Regions from separate parts of the Homo sapiens genome. Here all the other regions are linked to region 3. The links are chromatin loops, found by intact Hi-C in ENCODE. Cell type or tissue: mammary epithelial cell. All regions are shown on one strand. Each heading gives the region's core, and the rest is flanking DNA. Links, peaks and the distances in the headings are about the cores only.

Region 1 (6,325 bases), core at 788-5,787, 140 kb after region 3:
CGGGAAAATTCAAGATGTTTGATGCTTGTAATACCGGTTACTAAAAGCTGGTCCTAGTTTTTAATCTATATTTTAATTAAATATAATTTTTATGACAAAACGTTTGTAATTTATAGCAGTTTTCTCACTCAATTATTTGAGTATAACAGGAGAGAGGATGCTATTTTTCTATGCTGCAACAATACTCATTTATAGGGGCTGTTAATGGTTTGGGGTATTTCACATACCTAACTGCAAGCCATATAATATTATAATGAGGTACTAAGGACCATTATTAATTTAATAATTCAAAGTTTAAATGCTGCAAAAAGAGCAACATTGAACAATTATTCCAGTTCCACAAATTATCTGTAGTAAAATTTCATTGAATTAATTTAAATTTTCTGAAGGAATTGCTGAGACTTGATGCAGCAGGTTATGGGGAGAGTGGGGTGGAAATTTTCATAGTTTGAGCCAAGGAATTGCTCAAGAGAGAACCCACAAGAAAATGTATGTTCTTATTCTAACACAGGACTTTGCATAGGTAGAGATGTTTCCTTAATTTGGATGCAGTCCAGAGCCTTGAAAAGCATTATTTATCAGTTGAGTCATTATGGGCTTCAGCTAAGAGGCTCATAGTTCATTACAGGAAGCCTTGGGAAAATGATTTCATGGCCAAGTTCCATATAAATTACAGCACAGGCTAACAGTAATATTCAGTAATAGTAGTCACCTAAACATTGTTAAGAATTTCTAATCCTAGGAAACAACATGTCATTGCTATGCCAGGTTTTCTTATGTAAACATGTTCATCCTCTGCATGAAATTGCTCTTCCTTCTGCCTGAAATGCCTTCCCCTCATTCTGCCCATGAAAAGCTTCTATTTTTCCTCCCATTTCATCTCATGACTTTCCTCTAAAATGTGCTCCTCAGGCCTTTCCTTTTTCTATTTTCCAACTGAACATTCTAACAAACTCCATTAAAGTACTTTTACTGCTGTATTCCAATATTTGATGGCATGTTTGTTCTAGACTGTGAACAACTTGAAGGTAGAGATCATGTTTTTGATTTTCATCATTCTAGTACCCACTGGAGTGGCACATAAGGAGAGCTCAATTCTATTTGTTGAATTTACTTTTGTTAATTAATTTTTATTTTTATTTGAAGTTCCAGGGTACATGGGCAGGATGTGCAAGTTTGTTACACAGGTAAACGTGTGTCATGGTGGTTTTTGGTACCTATCAACACATCACCTAGGTATTGAGCCAGCATACATTGACTATTTTTCCCAATGCTCTCCCTCCCCTGACTCCACTCCCTGACAGGCCCCAGTGTGCGTTGTTCCCCTCCCTGTGTCCATGTGTTCTCATTGTTCAGCTCACTTATAAGTGAGAACGTATGGTGTTTGGTTTTGTTTTCTGTTCCTGGTAGATTGCTGAGGATAATGGCTTCCAGCTCCATCCATGTCCCAGCGAAGGACATTGTCTCATTTGAATTTACTTTTAAGATATTGAGTGGGTCAAACCAGGTCACTAGGTATCAGTTATAATGAGAGATTTTTATTTGGGTTTTTCCTCCCGCATCTCCATTCTGGTTAATTGTATAACCACCACATCCTTCACTCAGAAGGCTCCACACAGTGGCAACATTCCAGTGGGTGCTAATAATGGACAGGCACTAATGAGGAGGACAAGAAGGAGAAGAGGACCTCGCAGATCATAAAAAGACGATCACATGCAAAGGGAGGGTGGAGCACGGAGCAGGAAATGGCAGATCTGACATTTTGTTAAAGGAAGTTAGACTCGATTGTGGGCACTGAGACTTGAAGAGTTGAATGGATTTTAATTCGCTTGAAAAATAAAACAGTAGAGATTACAGAGGGAGAGCTTGTTAAGCAGTAAAGATGATGTTTACTTTTTAAAAAGTGTTCATCTTGAATAAATTACACAAAGAGCTAAACCAGAGGTCATGTGCTATTGATCAGTGGGCCTTACCCAGCTCCAAATGTGTATCATTTTGCTCATCCATTGTTTGAAATAGGGCAAATTTAAAATTCAAAAGATTTCACATAAAAATCTAAGTTTCTGAAACTTCTTTAAAAATGTGGAAATCTGGTGAAGCTTTGTCCACATGGTGACACCCTTGAGGAGAAAGCAGAGAAAGGCAGTGAAGATTGTAGGAACTGGAGTCAAACTGCTTCTGTCTAAAGCCAGCTCTACCTCCATGCACAGAATACTTCCTAAAATGAGACATGCCCATTCACATCAAAATAATAGCAAATGCTACTTTTAGTGATAGCATTATAGTTTTTAAGCATTTAAAAATTATTTTAAAATATTGCTTTTTCCATTTTATTTCTTCTTTTTAAAATGTCTTTTGGATGTTTTATAAGATGAATTAGTTAGAACATATTGTACATATACACATAGATATATGATCTCCACACAATAAACATATCTTTAAGTCTCCATTTTATCAGTTAAAAAGTATGCATGTTTCAAGATCTTTTCAAAGACATTTTATTTACATTAAATTTAAAATTACATGGGTTTTATGGGTAAATATCCTTTAACAAAGACCTGGAAGTTTCTGTAACCTCTTGTAAAACTAACTTGTTTGTTTTATGAATTCTTCAAGATAATGCAATTCATACTAAAGAAAGTTGAAGAGTACTAAATGTATACTTCAGTGCCTATATCAACCAGCAAATATAAATTCTAATCCTCTTGTCTCCTTCCCTCAATTTGGTTTCAGGGACCTGTCTGTTCAACCACAATAGTCCAAAACTTTGAACATTCTCTTTCCTTAACAAATTATTTAAAATGCAGCCACTAAAAAGACAGTTCTCTCTGGAAGCAAAGGATTGAATTACCTCACATGATCTCTTCTTGCCTATAATTGAAAAACCCCTTTGAACAAGTAGAATCATGGAATTTATGCTTGATTTATTTCTAGTCTTGATTGTTAATCATCACCTCTAACCACACATCGAAAACTGAAAGGGAATGGGCATGAATCAAGTCTTTCAACACCTTAGAGAGAGGTTTCATATAAATACAAGGTACTATTCATAGATACCACACCTTAAATGACTTTCTTCTTTCAATAGAAAAGAAAACGAAATAAAGCCCAACCCCAAAAGCCTGCTGATCAGCTCGACTACCAGGGGACACTGATTATAGACTACAGGACTTTAACCTAGCTATTTGGCACCATTAGAATGTTTGATCTTTCAGTTACTAGAGTTTAAATGAGATTTAACACCGAATTAAACTTGTGTCTATTTAAAGTACAATTTTTGAGCCTCTTAACTTATTGTAAATACAATAGCATTATGCCAAACCCTCAAAGTATAATAACCTTCTTCCCCACCCTGGTATCTTCTGAGAAGTTCAGCAGAAGACTGTACCCACTTACTAAGTTTGAATCTTTTGTACTCCAGTTCTTTTCTGACCTCCAGATAGGTTTTCAACACAACCTTGGTCACCCGAGCATTTCTTTTAATAGAATACACCCTTCAGGATAGCAAAGTTAAATGGGCACATGGTGAAGCCTGGCTGTCCATGTTCACTACCAGCTCTGTCACTGAGTAGCTGTCCAAACTTGGCCAAGTTCCTTAATCTCTTTGTGGTTTTCTTCACTCCTTTGTAAAAAGAGAAGGATAATGTTACCTACCTCCTAGTACTGTGAGAATTAATCAGGCGATCTTTATTAAAGGTCTGAGTGCATATGTCCTTGCAATGCTACCCCTCCACTGGAATGCAAGCATTTGCAGGCTCAAACCCATGTCCAGCACAGTGTATGTTCACTGAATATTTGTTAAATGAAGATCTTTTATTTTTACAAGGTCTTTATAGATTCAGAAATACATATATTTATGGCATTTATTATATGCCAAACACTGTTCTAAGTACTGTACAAATATTCACTCATTTAATCCTAAAAACATCCCTATAAGGAAGGCAATAATATCATCCTATTTTCCAGAGGAAGAAACTGAAACACAAATAATTCAGTCAATTTGCCTGAGGTCACCTGCTCTTAAAGAAAATTCACACCCAGACAGTCCTGCTCTTGAGTCCATGGTGCACTATACAGACTTCTCAAACCTCAGTGTACATAGGAATCTCCTGGAGAGCTTGTTAAATATGTATTTTAAAGTCTAGCCTTTGATATTTGAAAACAGGAAGTTGACGTTGGGGTCCAGTAATCACTATTTCTGCCAGGACCTAGGGGATTCTGGTGCAAGTTACCCTTAACCTACACTTTGAAAAAACACTAGACTAAGATAATGGTAAAACATTAGTCTGATCACTACACAAAATGAATGGCATGGATGAGAATAAGCTAGACTTTAGACCAACATGATACTTAATAACATTGAGCCAAAGATAATACTTTTATTCCATTTTGGAGTTATGTCTGGGCTGTGACATACCTCTGTATGAAATGACAGATAACAGAAAATATATCAGAGCCAAATGATGGAGTGGCAGTAAAATACCAATACTGAAATGCTCAACCAAGAGGCAGTGTAACCTGTACATGTGCAGACAAGAAACCAACATAGCTTTGATGAGAGTTATTCGAAGTACTGCCATTTCTTCATGGTAAAGAAATCAAGCCTTTCATTTAGTCATATTTAGAAACCAGCTGAAATTCTCTGTGTCCATTCTAGACATTTAAATGAAAAAATGTGGAAATGCTTGTATAGCAAGGAGGGCCACACAATCAGGCTTGATTTCTGACAGGAAGAAAAACTACATGGTATGGCTGACTTCAAAATGCTCATTTTTATGCATTTAATGTTCTAAAACTGAGATGTGTTTTACAATCAGTGTATTCATTAAATGGGGTAGTATTTTTCCCTTTCCATTCAAAATAGTACCTTAGGATTGAAAAGTACATAATAATTTACTTTTGAATTTACTTTTTAGGTGACACAGATTACAAAAAAAATTATAAAGCATAATTTTAAGTCGTAATAAAAAGAAAATTGTTTGCAACTACTATTTGTTTTTGAAAAGCTAAGCAAGTCTGTCATGATTTTTTTAACACATAAATCAAGATTTAAATATCAAAATATAGAGTAACAAAGTAAAGATGAGTTAATTCACCACAATTTAAATTTTTCTAGGGGTGGCCATTTGCAAACTACAAATAATCTTTGTTTATATGATCTCTCTCCAGCTCCCCTTACCTCTGAGTCTTCAAAGTCCATTTTAACACTCCATATGCCTTTTTACTCATGGTGGGGAGGTTTGTTTCAGTTGAGTATTATCTCTGACATAAAAAATAATCACATAACTATAATAAAGAAAAATCATATTACTTGATTCTAAAGAGAAGCAGAGAAGCTGTTTTTCCATTTAAAACCACTGACTGGGGATTAATGAACTAGAATCCATATTGTTTAAAAAGTAATTGACTTTAGGTTTTTAAAATAGAAACATATCAAATTTACCTTTAAAAAGAAAGTTAAAACATGACTTCTCAATATATGTACCAAATATGCAACAAGTAGAGAGTTCCCCCTAAGTTGCCCCAGACTAGTGTTAAAAATGATGTCACAAAAACAGCTACAGAAGAGAACATCTCTGGCTCTGTCGCCACCACTTCCAAGGACATACCAACTTTCTCCTTAAATTGATTTTGTATGTCCAGGTTTCACATATTCACCAACCGGTTCTCTTGGTGTCTCTATAGTACGTTATTTTCCTGCTGATAGTTCCAGTCAAGGCTACCCATGTCTGCCAAGGCTCTATTGTCCCTAATTATTTCTTTAAAGCCAACCTTCTGCTGCTGATATCTACGAATATGTGGACCAAGATCCACAAATACCTGATGTTTCAGGGCCTTCAGCTATGTGTCAAGAAGCCTGCCATTTGTCAGCACAGCCTACTCATAGCTTAGCTTTCACTTATAAATGAGAGCATAAAGTACTTGGTTTTCCATTCCTGAGTTATTTCATTTAGAATAACGGCCTTCAGCTTCATCCAAGTCGCTGCAAAGGACATTGTTTTGTTCCTTTTTATGGCTGAGTAGTATTCCATGGTATATATATACCACATTTTCTTTATCCACTCGTTGATCAATGGGCACTTAGGTTGATTCCATATCTTTGCAATTGTGAATTGTGCTGCAATAAGCACACATGTGCATGCATCTTTTTCATATAATGACTCCTGTTCCTTTGAGAAGATACTTAATAGTGGGATTGATATACCAAATGGTAGATCTACTTTTAATTCTTTAAGAAATCCCCATACTGTTTTCCATAGAGGTTGTACTAATTTACATTCCCACCAGCAGTGTATGAGTGTTCCTTTTCACCACATCCACGCCA
Region 2 (6,325 bases), core at 788-5,787, 390 kb after region 3:
TAGACTTACCTTCTTGAAGGTCAGTGGGTTGTTACTAGCATTTGTTAAGGTCACATGTATGTAAACACTGTACTGCACCTATGTTTTAAAAAGTGAAATGAATATTATTTACTTCTTGGAAGATTATATACTACAAATTGAACTGTTGATGAAGTCACTCTGGGTCCCTAAAGACTGAGTGAAAGAGGTAGAATTAGAAAGACTTCTTTTGGCTATTAATCTAAAGTGAATATGTAATCATTCAGAAGTACAAAACAGGGATAGATCTTTTCCAATTACATTCAGCATTTGTGTCAATGTTTACATTAGTTGTTTTAGGATCTGCTACTGCCTGAGGAGAAGTCACAACCTCATTGGTTACCTTCTGGGTCTGTAAGTCATTCAGCTTTTCTCTCAGCAGTCATTGTCTTACTACTTTTAAAAATGAGGCTCATAAACTTCAAATAAGGAAGTGGTGGACTTATTAGCATGTATTTACGAAGCACTTTTGGCATGAGCTGTGTTATACTGTACAGAACTTCAAATTAGTGGGAAATAACTGAGTGAGACCTAGTGTAGTCTCAGGTAATTATGACATTTTCTCTGCCACTCCCTAAGAATCACCTCCCTGCCATTTCGTATCAATCCATATTTTACTCAGAATACCTGAAGCTAAGACTGCGCCTTTTCCCTCAGGGCAGATTGTGCTTCTTCCAAGGCAGGCTAGAGAGGAACAGAAGTGGAAAGAATCTCCTATCTCCCCTTGGTCATCTGCATCAACTTTCTTGATTAACAAAGATTTGTCACAGCCAAGGAATGCATTTGCATTTCTCTGTCTCTTTTCTTTTTTTCTTCATCATTCAGTGCTTTGCTTATTAATATTTTAGCACCGGTTCCACAGATCACATCCATTCCTACGTACTAGGTGTTCACTCTTCATTTAAGTAATGAGAGGATGAATGATAAAGCACAGGACTTTGTGTCAGCTAAAAGTTTAAGAAGCTTATACCATTTTTAGTAGGAAATGTGTATAAATTTGAAAAGAATTTGGCCTAAATGGCAGAATTTTTCATAAGTTTTTTATACATTCCTCTATCAATGGAGTGCAGAATTTAGAATCTAAAACCACTCGTTACATCTGAGAGCTTACTAAATCTAAGTGTTTGAAAGCTATCACAGGAATGAGCATCCTAAAGGCTGAGACACTATCTTCTTCTTCTGTATGTCTAGAGTGCCTAGAACCAAGCAGATGAGAGTGGAATGCCAAAAATAAGTTTTTAAAGCAAGAACATGTATAGCTCCCTGATAAAGGAGACTACATTCTCATTCTTTATAGTGAGGATTCTTTGCTCACTGCTCATGTATGGTGCAGTGCCATTTACTTGTACTCTACGTGACTTGACGTGGGCCCCAGACTCACAGCCAGAAGCCTGCACTAACCAGTAACTAGGTTCTCCTTCTTAGCCAGTGTGCCCTGAAGAATCAGTAACTATGACCCAGATCACATGTAGACATGGAAAGGAATCAGTATGTGAGATATAGGCCTGAGGGAGAGAATGAAGCTTCAACAGTTTCGAACTCCTCATGATCAGGAAAATTATATTTTTGTTACTATTTTACTTTATAGTAGCTTGTATTTGATGTCTGAGTACATATTGATCTGGAAAAATGTTATTGATTTTCAATCCAGAAAATGTACTTTACAGAGTAGGTATGCTTCTAATAAGATAATTGGGCTGGCCGGGTGCGGTGACTCATGCCTGTAATCCCAGCACTTGGGGAGGCTGAGGTGAGAGGATCACGAGGTCAGGAGATCGAGACCATCCTGGCTAACACGGTGACCATCCCGGCTAACACAGTGAAACCTCATCTCTACTAAAAATACAAAAAAAAAACAGCCGGGCATGGTGGTGGACACCTGTAATCCCAGCTGCTCGGGAGGCTGAGGCAGGAGAATGGTGTGAACCCAGGAGGCGGAGTTTGCAGTAAGGCGAGATTGTGGCACTGCACTCCAACCTGGATGACAGAGCGAGACTGTCTCAAAAAAAAAAAAAAAAAAAAAACACAAAACAAAAAACAAAGATAATTGGGCTGATTTCAATAGGAAATATATGCAAAACCTGGGAAATTTAGTGTCTATTAATCACTTCTTCTATGGTCATTCCATGGTTTGAACACCAAATAGTGTGTATGGAATTAACTAAATTGTTATTTAAAAGATTCAGCTCTATCTTATAGAAAGGAAACCCTTTGGCAAGATCATAAACTACATATAGAAATATAGGCTTTTCTGTTAATAACATTCTAAAGTATGTATGTTTTTTTCACCATAAGAGCCTGTGTCTCCACATCTAAAATAAAAGATTTACCTGAAGCTTGATAGCATACAACTATATTGTTGATTAACAATAAACACAGGTATTTAAAAAGTAAATTTCTAATTAAAATATAAACTCAAGCTATTAAACAAATAACTAACAAACTCTTACAGATTTACAAGGAGGAGAACAAAGAAGTGAAAACTTATGGGCAAGAAAATATAACTTTCTTTTTGGAGCTCTACTTTATATTAATGTTGATTCATAAATTTTGACACGTCTACTGATTGCTACTACTAAGGCGAGACAAACATAGACATCCAACCAAAGTCGTTTCTGCTGCTTAGGCAGTAGTCCTTTGGATGTTTTGCAATGAATCCTTTATTTTTTTCTTAAGAGATTGTTATGCTTTGTATGTATGCATAAAATTAATGCATTTCTTTTTTTTTTTTTTTTTTTTTTTGAGACGGAGTCTTGCTCTGTTGCCCCGGCTGGAGTGCAGTGGCGCAATCTGGGCTCACTGCAAGCTCCGCATCCCGGGTTCACGCCATTCTCCTGCCTCAGCCTCCCGAGTAGCTGGGATTACAGGCGCCCGCCACCACGCCTGGCTAATTTTTTGTATTTTTAGTAGAGACAGGGTTTCACCGTGTTAGCCAAAATTAATGCATTTCCAAACAGTTTCATCTTGAAGTGTATAGTTCACTTTAAATCATTCCCATTCTGTAAAAAGTGGAATTGATTTTTGGAGGACGAAGTCTACAAATGATATTGTCCAGAGTCACTTCCAACTTTTCTAAAAGTGAACTTGGGATTCATTAGAAGCAAGAACGAGCTTGTTGCTCCAATGATAGAAACGTGAATAGCTCACTTGAGACAATTTGAAGGTCTTCTGCCATCTGGTGGACATCAGTAGAAGTCTCACTCAGTAGAGTAACATCATGTAGTATACACCTAAATTAAAATATATTTTCTTATTCTGAATTCATGTTTTTTGACAATGAAATAATTTTTCTTTTATTTCTAAAGGAACACCCCAACCTAAGCCCTCCCTAAACAAAAAATAACATCAAAGGTTTGAAGTGAAAAATAATTTCTAACTGATATAAAGCTATACATGTATTTATTTGTAAAAGGTATATATATATATTCATATTTCCTAAATAATTTCTGTACCACTGCTAGCATACTGTACATATGCTATGCCATTGCTATCATATTGTACATATGCTAAAATTGTGACTACTAAGTATTATATGTAAAATTTGTTTCCATTTGTAAGACCAATTGTTAGTTGTGGGTGCCCTCCGGTGTTCATGAGGTGAACTGCAAACTAGCAGAGACAAGTCATTTTGGTCACAATCGGCGGCAGTTGTTAACATATTTTTGAGTCCTTGTAATTGTTGTATCAGTGATGACTGATTTACCTAAGTCTACTGCATGCTCTCATTGAGTGGCTTTGTAACTTCAGGTGTCACCTGAAAACAAGTAAGTATATTAATTAATATTCAGCCTGAGAGATCTTTCTCTCCCTCTGCTTTGCAAATCTGGCCCATGAAGAGATATTTATTACTCTGCTTCGTTAGTAAAATATCATAAAATGTTATAGTTTTTCTTTTCCAAATTAGTCCAAACTATCACATTATAAGTGCATTTTGGAAAGTACCAGGGCACTCTCTGATGGGACTAAATTTGGGGCATGATTCCCAGCATGGGCCTGAATTCATTTTAAGAAGTCTCTGAATGATTTTTCATAATACTACTTTTTCAGATGAGACAAACAAGTCTCTTAATTCCCTAAAATTATTTTCTTAATTTACTTATGATAACAAAATGGGATTTTTGTCAGCACGTCTGAAAAATACTGAAATGGCAATTTTAGGTTTTCTTTGGTTTTCTCTGGTTGGGAATTTTAAATTAGTTCAAGGATTGTCTAATAACAAAATGTTCCGATAATAGTATGTCTTTCATAATTGAAATTATCCTCATCCTGAACTGAATATATTTTCAGGTACCAAACAAGAGAAATTAAGTCATCATGAGCTTGCAGATATTCTTTGTTCATTTATTTCTAAAAATGAATCTGTATGCCAGGTATATTCAAAACAATGTTCTAGGCAATATAGAACTACAGAGCTATGGTTCTTATGTTTATAATCCACTAGAGGAGTCAAGATTCATTCAGGAAAAATACAATACGAAAGTATGCAAATAATGCAGTAATAATGATAAAATAGGCAATTGACAATGACAGAGATCACTTCAGTAGAGATTAATGTGAGTAATGAAGGAGGTAGCATTTGACCAAGACCTTTCCAGAATGGAAAGCTGGGATTTGAACAGATAGAGTTAAGAGGGGTGGAAAGAGTATTTTAGATATAGGAAATGGAATAAGCAAAAGCTCCACAGTGGGAAAGTGTAACTTTTTACTTTACATTGAAATAAAACACAATAAAATTTTTATAGAATATGTTTTATTTATTCAAGTCCTCAAGGCTAAGTTCTATCAACAACTGTACTTTTTTCTCTCTGAAGTTTGTAGTTCAGAACCAGAAAATGTTCAGGCTGACCCAGAGAATTATACCAGCCTTCTTGTTACATGGGAAAGACCTCGAGTCGTTTATGATACCATGATTGAGAAGTTTGCAGTTTTGTACCAGCAGTTGGATGGAGAGGACCAAACCAAGCATGAATTTTTGACAGATGGCTATCAAGACTTGGTAACTATATGATCAGTTGTTTTACATAGGGTAACATTATAATTTAATTTCCAAGGTAAGAACTTACAAATGGTTGTATATTATTTTCCTCCATTACTTTTAGACTTTATGTGAAGGTGGGGTAGGCTGAGTATTTTTAAATTTAAAAAAAAATTTTAAATTAGAAGCTATACTAAATTATGTTTAAAGTTACATTTAATTAAATGGATATCATAACTTTGCCAACAATAACACTATAGAGTAGATACATATGACTTATGAACTGGAGATCATTTAGTGTGGCCTTTCTTAAGATTTCAGTTGTAGAATAGTGCCAGAATCTCAGTGCCCTGATACATTTTATATTGTGTCTTCCATTACGCTATATCAGCACAGGAAAAGTAGAGTAGGGGACATACAAGTCCTCTTTGTTGCACCAAAAAATTTTCAGATAACAGCTGGGAAGTCATGATTGGGTCAGAACTTTGGGGATGTAAGAAAACATTTCTTACAAAAAGATCCACCCCTGCCTCCCTCCACCAGCGCATGCGAATAAAGTACAGATTCCCTTTGTGGCCTGAGCATGTCAGTATTAAACTTTGCTCTGGTAGGGAAGTGTTGGCCATAGATTAGGGTGTAGTTGACAAACCTTCATCTGGATGTAGGTCCAGAAAGTCCCCACTGCAGGTTAAAGGACACTGGACTCTGCACTCAGGCACCTAGAGTCCTGCAAGTCCTGGGAACCTGCATTTAAATAAAAATGCACTATTAATTATGTTTCATATCATGTGGACAAAATGGATAAAATTTTAGTAACCTTTTAATTCAGTTGCCTGGAATATGGAGACACAATGACCTGGGAAAATCGTGAAATAAATAGTAATAAAAATGTTTATTTCATAATTACGTGAAGAAGATAATTCTATTACTGTTCTTGCATATATATTGTCAAGAAAAAGAGATAACTTAGTTGTTCACTTTTTCACATTGCTCCTTGTTTGCAAATGCCCCCCATTTATTTGTCTAAAATATTAATTTTTAGTTTGTAGTACTAATTTATGAATTTGATGAGTTCTGGCTAAAAATGAAACTTCCTGAAACTAAATCTGATTTTTAAAAAGCAAAAAAAAAAAAAAAGCCTAGCTTTCCAGTTCTTCATAATTCACAAATACCACAAGTTTAACTAAGCAACATTGCATAAACTTTTCCTTAGGTTAATAAAATAGAAGTATTTTCCACGGACCAGGGAGAAAAAGTTTTCTAGGAAAGATACCTAGTGTGTTGGTAGTCCTATGAGAATAACATTTGTATAATTACTAACATCTTTCTTTT
Region 3 (6,325 bases), core at 437-5,436:
ATGGAGCTAGATGAACCAGGAATCACAAAACTCGATTTTTAGTTCTAGTTCTGCAACCAATTATGCCTCAACCCTAGTCCCTTTGTCACTCTCATTTATGTGATACAGTAGTTTTCTGGATGATTCCTCAGGTAACCAGCCTGTGTGAGTAGGGATTTGAGTAGGAGTATGCAATCAGGTTGAGTAATAGACCTGGGTAATGTGGTGCTGAAGTGCTGGTGAAGTCAGGCAAAGTCATGGCAGGGTTGGTGTTGGCTGTAATCTGCCATCATTATCAGATGTCCTTGTCTGTAAAAGCAGAAAGAAAGAAAGAAAAAAAATTGCCATCATTTCAGAAAGGTCACGTCTGTCACCTGTGGGCAATACTGCAAAGAATCCAGTCTGGGGATTTTATTTTTTTTAAATATGTGGAGCAGTCTTTTTATATGTAAAACAGTTTATTTCTTTTGATATCATGTTACCCATGGCTCTATGATGTAGCATTACTTTGGGTTGGAAGATAGATGAGAAAATTGGTAGGAAAAATGTTGACTTACTGGAGATGATATAGGAAAATAAAATGGCAACTAAAGCCTCTGGCAGTTCAACAGACTCTTCATTTTGCTGGAGTAGAGACAGCCAGTAAAAATGACTTCAGAGCACCCCAAGGAAAATAAGTTAACGAAAACCAACGTGGGTCCTCTGACCACTGGGAAAATGCAGAGGGATGTCAGATAAGATCTAGGCAGTTTGCTCCTAATAAGTTTATTTGTTAGAGCCAAAGACATAATCATGGTGCCATGATAGGAGAAAAGGCTTTTTTATTTTAGTAGAGATGCACAACACATACACGTTCTCTCTCTGTGTCGCTTCCTTCCTTCCTTCCTTCCTTCCTTCCTTCCTTCCTTCCTTCTCTCTCTCTTTCTTTCCTTCCTTCCTTCTTTCTTTCTTTCTTTCTTTCTTTCTCTTTCTTTCTTTTCTTTTCCTTCCTTCCTTCCTTCCTTCCTTCCTTCCTTCCTTCCTTCTTTCTTTCTTTCTTTCTTTCTTTCTTTCTTTCTTTCTTTCTTTCTTTCTTTCTTTCTTTCTTTCTTTCTTTCCTACAAATCACACTCAGATAATATGAATAAACATTTCTGGAGCATTGGTGCATGCCCAGCATTGGGCTAAGTGCTCACACAAGCCCTTTGAAGTAGGCTGCCTTATCCCCACTTTAGAGATTAGGACACTGAAGTTTATTTAGGGAGACAAGCTGCTTAAAGACACAATGCTAATGAATTATAAAGTTAGAATTTAAAATCCAGACGTGTTTGACTTCAGGTCTTCAACCCTTAACATTTACACATACTGGCTCTATATTTGCCTTTCAGATATTCTGCATTTAAAATGGCATTTTCATCATCATTTTCCATCCCCCTTAGCCTTCTTTATTTTTTCTTCATTGTGTTTACCATTATTTTATGCCTTACATTATTACTTTATATTCTTATATATTATATTACTTTACATTATTATATATATTATTGTTTACCACTTACCATGATTATATATTTATTGTTAATTGTCCATATTATCAATTATCTCTGCCACATGTTTTGTCCCCTGATATTCCCAGGCTCCTGAACTGTGAGTGTCTGGCAGTTAGTAAGAGTCCAACACACACTTGCTGAATACACATGCAAATTGTGACTTGTTAAAACGAGTCTTGCTGCAGCTCTTTTCTTTCATAGTTGGAGATTTTTTTTTCTATGTGCGCTAGCTTCAGCTATTGTAGGATTTTTAAGCTTATAAACTCTAGTTTTAAAGCTAATAGAAGATTGACACCCAGAGAGAGAGAGAGTAAATGTCAGATAAAATATGTGAAAAACAGAGGCTGGAAAATTTTTCCCGAAGTAGGAACTAATAAGCTGACATTAGTTCAAAACAGTTCATGGAGTGGATTAAAAAAAAAAATGTGTAAATGATTGTACTTTGGCCAGGGGCACAGAAGGTCACTGTGCTGAAAACAAAATGTTTTGTAAAACTTTTATCAGAAAATTGCTTTATCATTTTGAAATTTGAAATGCTATACTTTAGCTTCTGCATTCCACTTCAGAAACAACTATTTTATCTTGCCATTCAGCAATGATGTTTGCTTTAGAGCTTTCATTTATGTTGCTTGAAAGATTTTTTTGAAAAAGCTTTGTGCTGCAGCTTCTGGACTCTTCAAGGTGATGAAACAAAAGGTGCCTGTTTGTGTTTTCAACAGTATTGGAATGAGCCTCAAGGAAATTTAATAATTTAGGTACTATATAAATGCAAGAATAATAACTTTTTTCATTTACTGCTGTCTGCCCTGGCCTTGAACTTTTAAATCAGTCTGACTCATGTACCCCCAAGTCCTCTGGGAAGTAAAAGCTGCTCTGTTTGCAGTTGTTGTCCTGGATCCCTCTCTCTGTTCTAGCTCTTACTCCCTGGTACCTCCCGTCTACCACCCCCACTGGGTGTCAGTCCTGCTGACCTTTTGCTTTGTCATCCATTTCTGGTTCCATGTTTCACATTTAATTTTATGACTGACTTGAAGGAATTTGGGCTTGTTGCTCTCTGCAGACTTAGCTCACATTAAGTTTCGGGTTCTTCCAGTGTTTAGTATCTCTGAACATAATTCTTTGTCCCTTTTTCAGTTTCCAAGATCCCAACTTGCCATTGGTAGCCAAGCAGGGCCCATTCAGCTCCTCTCTGAGGAGTATTAAGCAATTACTGATCTGGCAGGTTTATGCTTTAATCTAGATACAGAACCATTAACTGTCTGGAAAGGGCCAGGGTGTAGTCTTCCAGATATGAAAAAATGCTCAAGCCATTAACCTAGTGAGCTGCTGTAAGAATATAAGATCTGTACTCATACAAAAGACTTCAGGTAAAAGATAGTCTAGAAGGTAGAAAATGTGGCTCATTTTCTGCTCCCCTGAAGCGTCCAGGACGTTATGCTGCATGGCAAAGCAGGAATATACATTTGCTGAATTGAATTCATCAGAGCAGGTACTCAATTTTGCCAAGAGATGGCAGATGTGTTCAGACTGTATTTACATAGCTTAGCTATTACATAGTTCTTGAGTTCTCTCTGCTCAAATTCAGGCATAAAAATCAGCTAGGCTAACCTGATTTTGTGCATGCACTTCAGAGAAGATAGTGGATAAGAAGAATCAACACTGACTCCTGTCAAGGGCTCTGTCACTTTACCATATAACACGCAGAGCAAGGTGATCTTTTTTTGGTTGTCATTTGTAGGGCAACAAGGCTTGAGATGAATTCTACAATGTCATACCGTGTCTGTGAAGGAACAGGCTTTTTAAATCGACAAACATGGATCAAGAAAAAGAAAGGACAGGCAACAACCCATCTTTTACTGTCCCCAGAGAAAGGCTAGTGAGGTCAAGGTACTGGGCTGGACCAGCCATGAGCATGTGTTCCAGGGAGGAGATGCTGCCCCTCTGTACCTTGCTCTTCTTAAAGGGCAAGTATAAAAGCAACCTTGCCAGGGTGGGGGAATCTATAGTCCACTTGAATATCAAAAAGGCAGGGTTTAGGTGCTGGCTATTGGTAGGCATTTTCTGGGACAGTACTGGAAGTGTTAGGACTCACCAGGAGGTATAGTTCTTCTTGCCTTGGGGAGGAAGTAATTGATGTCATAGAAAGCTGAGATTGGGTCCTTTCTCTACCGCTGACAGCCCAAAGTCTCAATTCATTACCTAGGAAACCCCAGATAATCCTGTCATCATTTTTAGGCAATTCTGCGTGTTACACCAGACCACCTGTTTCAAAATATTAGTAATCATGCTAGTTTAGGCAAACTTAAGAGAAGATCAGTAGAATGTTCCGACTTATGAAAGATTGTACAATACAGAGTTTTTTGTTTTATTTTTGTTTTTTTCTTCATTTGTTTTTAGTTCCATACTTTCTATTGTTCTGTTTACCATGAACAGAAGCCAGGACATGAAAATCACTGTGTGACTTAGGTTCAAGCTACTTTTTTAAATCAAAAGTGAATATAGATGGGAAGATGATTACTGGGATATAAATATAATATGTCATTATTGCTGTAGTGGATGTAGCAACTGTGTGGGTCACAAATTGTAAGGTACATAAAGGGTTGACTATAGCACATATTTTGGGATACATGTTTATTTTCTCTGACAAAGCCGTGGCATGCTGCAGTCAGTCAGTCCATCCATCCATCCATCCATCCATCCATCCATCCATCCATCCATCCATCCGTCTTTTATATAAAGAACATCGAGACCAGTCTGGGTAACACAGGGAGACCTCGTCTCTGGAAAAACAAAACAAACAAAAAAAAAAAAGAAAGAAAGAAAGAAAAAAAAAGAAAACTTAAGGGATAGGCTCCCAGCAAAGAAAATCTTAGTCATTCTCTGTGTCAGGTATTTATTGAGTGGTTCATTTTGAATCCAGCCACAATGGTAATGTCATTTTGTCTCCTGAGTCCAATAACAAAAGATTAAACTGCACAAAGTAAAAAGCCCCAGAAGAAGGGATTTTCCAAATCAGGGCTTTTCCTCTCTTGTTTTAAGGCAATTTAGGGGTTAAATGTTTCTGCATAGTTTTGGTTTTCTAATTTTGTCATTCTGGTGGACGGTCACTACTTTAATTGTATTTCCTGGGAATACATTTAAGTGGCCATGAGCTCAATAAAAGCTTTATTTAAATGTTTCAAAACAAACTTCAATCATATTTTTACATGAAGAGACTGTTTTCTTAGCAGTTACTGAGGCTAGGCAATATTATTCCACAAAAGAACTGAATTGCAGATGAATTTATGGCACAATTTTCTGGAATATTGAGGTTTTTACAAATATTCTTACGTATTTTGTTAAATCTTTCTACTTTTTTTTTTTTTTTTTGGTAAGACCAAGGCTGTCGCCTAGGCTGGAGTGCAATGCAGCAATCTCGGCTCACTGCAATCTCTGCCTCCCAGGTTCAAGCGATTCTCCTGTCTCAGCCTCCCAAGTAGCAGGCTTCCGCCACCATGTCTGGCTAAATTTTTTATTTTTAGTAGAGATGGGGTTTCACTATGTTGGCCAGGCTGGTCTTGAACTCCTGACCTCGTGATCCACCTGACTCAGCCTCCCAAAGTGCTGGGATTACAGGCGTGAGCCACTGCGCCTCGCCAAATCTTTCTTTTAAAAATAATGCCATATTATTTAGTGAAATGGAACAGACAGCCCATACTCAGTGTTGTAATATTAAATTATATTAATTGCATGAAGAATAGATGCTGAGTAAATTTTAAATGGGATATACATAAGGGAAAAATAATTGTAAGCTCCTAAAATCAGCAGCACAATTTTCAAAAATTCCAGACAATATATTATTTACACATTACTAAAATTCATATGTTTTGGAGATCATGACTAGAGGCCAGTATCAGGAGCCTTTGGAATTATTTAGGCACAAATTATAGCTTTTCTAACAAACTTTATACAACATGCAGAAATGCTGAATGATTTGAATTTCTCTCTTAAGATTCAGAAATAGGGCCAAGTATGGTGGCTCACACCTGTAATCCCAGTGCTTTGGGAGGCCAAGGCTTGAAGCTGGGAGTTTAAGACCAGCCTGGGCAACACAGCAAGATCCCATCTCCACCAAAAATATAAAAATTAGCCAGGCATGGTGGCATATCTGTAGTCTTAGCTACTCAGGAGGCTGAGACAGATTACTTGAGCCCAGGAATTCAAGGTTGCACCGAGCTATGATCATACCATTACACTCCAGCCTAAACAACAGAGTGAAACTGTCTAATTTGGTTTGTCTCTGTGTTCCCACCCAAATCTCATCTTGAATTGTAATCCGAATTGTAATCCCCATATGTTGAGGAAGGGACCTGGTGGGAGGTGATTGGATCATGGGGGTGGTTTCCCCCATGCTGTTCTGGTGATAGTGAGTGAGTTCTCAAGATATCTGATAGTTTTAAAAGTGGCACTTCCTCTTTCGCTGTCTCTCTCCTGCTGCCTTGTGAAGAAGATGCCTGCTTCCCCTTTACCTTCTGCCATGGTTGTAAGTTTCCTGAGGCCTCCCAAGCCATACAGAACTGCAAGTCAATTAAACCTCTTTCCTTTATAAATTACCCAGTCTCAGGTAATATCTTTATAGCAATGTGAAAATGGACTTATACACTGTCTCTCTAAAAAAAAAAAAAAAAGAATAAAAAGGAATAGGCTTGGCATTAATTAGCAACATGAAAGCTGAGTCTATGCATGCTTAGAATAGAAACAAAATGGATTCAATTCAGTAAAACCACCATAGCTCATTGTTTCTAAAACAACTGACTTTTAGATTTGAATCTCTCTCTGCT

What was found. Peaks named below come from ENCODE experiments on the same cell type or tissue, not always from the same donor. Only the 100,000 strongest peaks of a DNase experiment are listed, where the experiment ranks them.
Region 1: a loop joins it to region 3, with 2.9 times the contacts of the local background. A loop is called at or near these places in 4 of 110 quality-filtered maps.
Region 2: it touches region 3 in a loop (12-fold over the local background); 25 of 110 quality-filtered maps call a loop at or near these places.

What each region holds. Positions count from the first base shown.
Region 1 is chr7:121,741,488-121,747,812 of GRCh38, forward strand. No RefSeq gene overlaps it. Among named protein-coding and RNA genes, the nearest start is that of PTPRZ1, 130 kb to the right of the region's middle. In mammary epithelial cell, for the core only: no CTCF peak of the experiment used is centred there; DNase peaks (open chromatin) are centred at 2,984 and 3,574; H3K27ac peaks cover 3,098 bases.
Region 2 is chr7:121,991,553-121,997,877 of GRCh38, forward strand. PTPRZ1 (protein tyrosine phosphatase receptor type Z1) reads left to right here. Exons shown (of 30, transcript NM_002851.3): 9 at 4,830-5,014. Among named protein-coding and RNA genes, the nearest start is that of PTPRZ1, 120 kb to the left of the region's middle. In mammary epithelial cell, for the core only: CTCF peaks have their summits at 3,200 (motif pointing left) and 3,606 (motif pointing left); a DNase peak (open chromatin) is centred at 3,169.
Region 3 is chr7:121,602,431-121,608,755 of GRCh38, forward strand. No RefSeq gene overlaps it. Among named protein-coding and RNA genes, the nearest start is that of FAM3C, 210 kb to the left of the region's middle. In mammary epithelial cell, for the core only: a CTCF peak has its summit at 3,013; a DNase peak (open chromatin) is centred at 2,421; H3K27ac peaks cover 341 bases.